2 separate regions of the Homo sapiens genome follow, and region 1 is linked to region 2. A link is an interaction called in ENCODE POLR2A ChIA-PET data of the cell type or tissue named here. Cell type or tissue: HepG2. All regions are shown on one strand. Links, peaks and the distances in the headings refer to the core of each region. The heading gives the core; the rest is flanking DNA.

Evidence for each region. Peaks named below come from ENCODE experiments on the same cell type or tissue, not always from the same donor. Only the 100,000 strongest peaks of a DNase experiment are listed, where the experiment ranks them.
Region 1: POLR2A ChIA-PET joins it to region 2 with 11 read pairs; 16 of 35 experiments call an interaction of 5 or more read pairs at or near these places.

The regions. Positions count from the first base shown.
Region 1 is chr2:69,769,008-69,771,929 of GRCh38, reverse strand. The region is part of intron 1 of ANXA4 (annexin A4); the gene reads right to left. Among named protein-coding and RNA genes, the nearest start is that of ANXA4, 28 kb to the right of the region's middle. In HepG2, for the core only: no CTCF peak of the experiment used is centred there; a DNase peak (open chromatin) is centred at 1,509.
Region 2 is chr2:69,823,587-69,826,508 of GRCh38, reverse strand. ANXA4 (annexin A4) reads right to left here. Exons shown (of 13, transcript NM_001153.5): 13 at 1-1,053. The coding sequence ends at 994. LOC124906021 (a long non-coding RNA gene) reads left to right here. Exons shown (of 2, transcript XR_007086846.1): 2 at 1-767. Among named protein-coding and RNA genes, the nearest start is that of GMCL1, 4.6 kb to the left of the region's middle. In HepG2, for the core only: no CTCF peak of the experiment used is centred there; no DNase peak of the experiment used is centred there.

The DNA.
Region 1 (2,922 bases), core at 147-2,646, 55 kb after region 2:
TTAAACATATGAGACCTATCTCAATAGCAGTTACAAAAGGGAAAAATAAGTTGTAAATAAGTTCAACTTATTTCAACTAAGATTACATAAATTCATGGAAATAATTTACAATGAATTCATAAAGAAAAAGTAGGTATGTTGAGAATACATCTATACTGGTTTCCAGGATGTCCAGAAGGATAATAATACACTGTAACACAAATTGCCCAGTTGTATCTGCCAGAAATGGGCAAGCCAGGTGCTGACTCAACTAGAAAGTTTCTTATGTCCTTATGGCAGACTGCAGGGATGTGGAACAAGAACTTCTGATTTCAAGTCCTATTTAGTAGGCTATATGTGGAGGTAACAGTGTGGTGCATTCTCCTCTCTCACCCAGCATTTGGAAAGCGGGCAAAGTAGATACTTCCCTAAGCATTAGACTAGTAAAATCAGCAAACACCCATCAAAACAAAGATATGCAAACTCATTTTAATGGGAAAGAACGGCTCCTGGGTTGAAGCAGGCTTGCTGGAAGATATTAGCATGTTTAAGGAAAACTTGTGTCCATCAGCAGAGCAAGCTCCATGCAAAACTGGCACAGATGCTTACTTTGAAATATTCATCTAAGCCCTGTCCTACGGAAAGGGTGAAGCCAGTGGTCGGGGGTCAGATATTTCCCCACTGTGAAGATGAATTCTGTCCATCTAATACTCCCTTGTTCCATGGTTGCCAAGCACCTTTTAGGCTAGAGTTTGGCTTCCCAAATCAACCTGTCTACAAATATTGGAGCATGAGGATTTTTGCCTAAATAATATTTTTCCTTTCTTTTTTTTTTTTTTTTCTTTTTTTTTTTTTTGGAGACAGGGTCTTGCCCTGTTGCCCAGGCTGGAGTGCAGTGGTACAGTCATAGCTCACTTCAGCCTCGAACTACTTAGCTCAAGAGATCCTGCCGCCTCAGCCTCCCGAGTAGCTGGAACTACAGGTACGTGCCACCACGCCCAGCTAATTTTTTTTTTTTTTAAATTTTCTAGACAAGGCCTCGCTGCATTGCCTAGGCTGGCCTTGAATGCCTAGGCTCAAGCGATCGTCTGCCTCACCCTCCCAACGTGCTGGGATTACAGGTGTGAACCACCATGCCTGGCACTGTATTTCTTAATATAAATAAATTAGCAATATGTGTGTGTCTGCACGTGTGTGTGTCTGCACGTGTGTGTTTGCATGTGTGTGTGCGTACAGGTTTAATGAGCCTGGTGAATAGGAATCCTCCCTTTCTTGTCGTGCTGAGAGAGAGTTTCTCTGGGTCTGCTGGATGTTGCATTGTGGTGAATTCACCCCGGTAACTGAAGCTCTCCTTCAGACCCCACCACAACTTGGCGGCCTCCATTCAGGTTCCTAACATTGACCCACATCCCAGAACAGGCCACCTGAGCCTATTATGAAGGGACCTGCCAGCCTTGTGGCACATTCCTACTGAATCCTTCCCTTCGCTGGAAGATCACATGTGAGTGAGTCATTCACTATTTTTCTTTGGTACATGGTTTCATTTTACAGCCCACAAGGATGACAAATTTAAACCACTGGTCTGCAGATTGCAAAGGGTGTGACTGGGCCCCACCCAAACACTAAAGGCTTTCAAAACTGTCTATGAAATAGGAAAATGAGAGTAACTCTCTTTTTTTCCTTCTTTTTTTCTTGGAACTTAGATCCTTCTAAAAGTAAAGGAAGTTTTATTGCAGTGACGGGGTTTGAGTTGGGAGAAATAACATTTTAAACGTGTATTCAAAGGCAAGATGTAGAAGGTAAAGGAATGAAAACAAATTTGGAGGCCTGCCTACTAGGCCATCTTAAATAAGAATCGATTCCAGCCTAGCACCCAGCTAGTAACTTACGGACGGTCTTTTGTCCATATTTTGGCCAGTTATTCACAGCACTGTTGAGGGCAATAATAATCCTTTCAATCCACAAGTAATTAAAAAACATGTATCTTAGGCCTGGTGCAGTGGCTCACACCTGTAAACCCAGCACTTTGGGAGGCTGAGGTGGGCAGATCACCTGAGGTCAGGAGTTTGAGACCAGCCTGGCCAACATGAGGAAACCCCATCTCTACTAAAAATACAAAAATTAGCTGGGTGTGGTGGCACGTGCCTGTAATCCCAGCTACCCGGGAGTCTGAGGCAGGAGAATCGCTGGAACCTGGAGGCAGAGGCTGCAGTGAGCCGAGATCACGCCACTGCACTCCAGCCTGGGTGACAGAGGGAGACTCCGTCTCAAAAAAATAAAAAAATGTATTTTACATATAATTTAAAACATCCCACGCCTTCTCTGCTCTTCCCACATCATGCCAAAGCCAGTTTTTACTCCAATGATTGCTTTGTCTAAAAGGCAGGGGAAGGAGGGAGGGAACACTTATTAAACACTCCTCCATGTTATCTTATCTACTCAATAACCTCTGGGACAATGACTATTATTTCCACTTAACAAGTTAAAAACTGAGAAAAGTTGTGTAATTTGCCTGAAGTTAGCATGAGGCCAGACTGGGATAAAACACCTAGTTTACCTGATTTGAAAGCCACTAGATACTACAGTAGTGAAAACTGGTTGTGGTGAGTTCTATCTTGTCTTAAGAGGTAGGGCTAAATATCTACATTTTATAACAATAAGGAAAGTCACAGTGGCCTCAATGATTGCTGGGAAAGCTGACTGGGTCCCACATGTTGATAGTTTAATCCTTGCTTTGTTGTATGGCCTTAGTTCCCAGGCTCAAGCTTCGAATAGTGCATAAATCAAAGAATATTCTAATACGCTTTATAAATGTGCAGCTTCCCTACCTTGTTTTTCTGGGCACCATCATCAACTTGCTTCAGATATAATGAAGTACCCAATATAGTGCTTTAGACTTTCCTAAGTAATTTTCTTTTTAATTTTTATTTTCTGAGTGACCCC
Region 2 (2,922 bases), core at 126-2,625:
CCGGCCTAAAAACACCATTTTTAAATTAAAATTATTTTTCCACGTTCTTACAAAGTGAACTTTTTAATTAAATCCAAGTACATCTTCAGAATGTTTCTGGAGTTGAAAGGCACAGTGCAAATAGAAATTACTACAATCAACAAAATTGATTTTAAAAAGTATTTTTAGCACAAAAAAGTTTTCTTTATATCATACTAAATTCAGAGCATTACATCATTCCCAGAATACCTAGTTTGAAGCTTATTTTTTTTTCCATTCACTTGCAAGCTGGATTAAGACATTAACTATAATAATATGGAATGTTCAGCATTTATGTTTGGTAACCAGATGTATATGGTTTGTATAACCATACTTTAGAATTTAGTTCAGATAAATTGGTTTTGGTATACTTTGACTACAGAAAGTGATTTCAACATAAGATGTGATGAAGGAAGTCTCCCATGAAAAACTTAGTAAGGATCAACTGATGCTATGGACAAAACCTAAAAAAAGAGATTTGTAGATGCTTTCAAGGCTTTGACTATGAAATATAGAAAACTGGATGGGCATTCTTACTGACCGGATGCTTACAATTTCAAATGAAGAAACTACTAGCCACTCTAAAAATTGGATTAGGGAAAAAAGTGATTTTAGAACAGTCTTCCATTTAAAAAATTTTTCACTGAAAAGAAAATATGGAATAATTTAATATATTCAATGTCTGTGAAACACAAAGTAGAAAGTAATCTTTTAAAAACATGGAATACATATTTATTTCTACTTTAAAATCTCCATTTATATCTTATAAGCTTTGAAATGCAAGTACAGCTTTAAAGCATCATAATGACTAATTATAGGTGAATAATAATACAGACAGTCTATATTCTAGGAGGCAGCTGTAGGCGTTTTAATTGGAAATAAGCATTCTGAGATAATGATAATAGCAGTGTAGAAAAATGAAGTTAAAAAAATTCAAAGTGTTGAGAATCCTCCTGTCCTTCTGGGATTTTTATTTTAATCATCTCCTCCACAGAGAACAAGCAGTACTTTCCTGTAGTCTCCAGATGTGTCACCCTGTTCGATAGGGAAGCAAAGTTAGATAAATAGATTTTAAAATGAAACACACAGTTCAAAGTCATCTAAGCCAACTTTTTCAAGCTTGGCTGGATTTTTCTTAGCTTTAAATTTTTTTTGTTATTTTTTATTACGAAGGTAATACTTATTCAGTGTAGAAAATAAAGACAAAAAAGAACACAAAAATCAACCATTATTCCATCATCTAGAGACTACTATTCTTACCGTTTTGATGTGTGAATGTCCTTCCAGTCTTTTTTCTATGTATCTAGATACCCAATGTGATAGAACAGTAGTATTCTGTGTTCTGCTTTTTCACTTAACAATATAGCCTATTTCCCTATTTTGTTCATTTTTGTTTGTGGTTTTTTTTTTTTTTTTTTTTTTTTGAGACAGAGTCTTGTTCTGTCACCCAGGCTGGAGTGCAGTGGCGCCATCTTGACTCACTGCAAGCTCTGCCTCCCGGGTTCACGCCATTCTTCTGCGTCAGCCTCCTGAGTAGCTGGGACTACAGGCGCCTGCCACCATGCCCGGCTAATTTTGTTTTTGTATTTTTAGTAGAAATGGGGTTTCACCATGTTAGCCAGGATGGTCTTGATCTCCTGATCTCATGATCTGCCAGCCTTGGCCTCCCAAAAAGTGCTGGGATTACAGGCGTGAGCAACCGTGCTAGGGCCCTATTTTGTTAAATATTATTCTACAACATTATTTAATGGTTACAGAATATCCCATTGTATGCAGGTAAAATAATTTATTTGATCACATCCTCCCTCTCCCTATTGTTGGATATTTACGTTGTTTCAATTTTTCACTATTATAAACACTGCTTCAATAAGCATATTGTAGTTACATTTTTGTATATTTTCTTAATGATTTATTCTGGATAAATTTTCATAAAATGGGAATTACTGGACTAAATGCATTTTCTTAAACCTTTTTTTTTTTTTTTTTCTGAGACGGAGTCTCGTTCTGTGGCCCAGGCTAGAGTGCAATGGTGCAATCCTGGCTCACTGCGACCTCCGCCTCCCAGGTTCAAGTGATTCTCCTGCCTCAGCTGCCTGCGTAGCTGGCACTACAGGTACACACCACCACGCCTGGCTAATTTTTATTTTTTTAGTAGAGACAGGGTTTCACCATGTTGGCCAGGCTGGTCTTGAAGTCCTGACCTCAAGTGATCCACTCACCTTGGCCTCCCAAAGTACTAGGATTACAGGTGTGAGCCACCGCACCCAGCCTGTTTTCTTAAACATTTTGATATGGGTTACAAAACAGTCTTCCGGAAAGGTTCTATAATTTCTGCATATAAATTTTTGTGGTCTAATAATTGATTAATTTTTTAATCTTTAATTTTATTTATTTATTTTTATTATATTTTTAGAGACAGGGTCTTGCTCTATCACCCAGGCTGGAGAACAGTGGTGTGGTCATAGCTCACTGCAGCTTCGAACTCCTGGGCTCAAGTGATCCTCCCACCTCAGCTTCCCAGAATGCTGGGATTACAGGTGTGAGCCACTGCACCTGGCCTAGATTAATTTTTATTAGTCATTCGTGGGGACTAGAAAAGATGGAATCTCTGTATATAGGGTTCAAAGTTTAATAAGTATCTGTTAAGCTCAATCTTAATATATCCTTGTTTATACTTTGCCTCATTGATGTGCCAAAGCATAGGATGTATTAAAGTCTCTCGCTAGCATACTAATTCCATTATATGTTTTCTTCTGGAGCCTCAAGTTTCTTATTTATACATTTGAATGCAATATAATTTGGTACTGAAAGTTTCATAACAGTTTAATCTTTGCTGTGAATTGTTGCCTTTGTCAGTATAACGTGATCCACTTTCTCCTATTTAATACTTTTTCTCCCTAAATT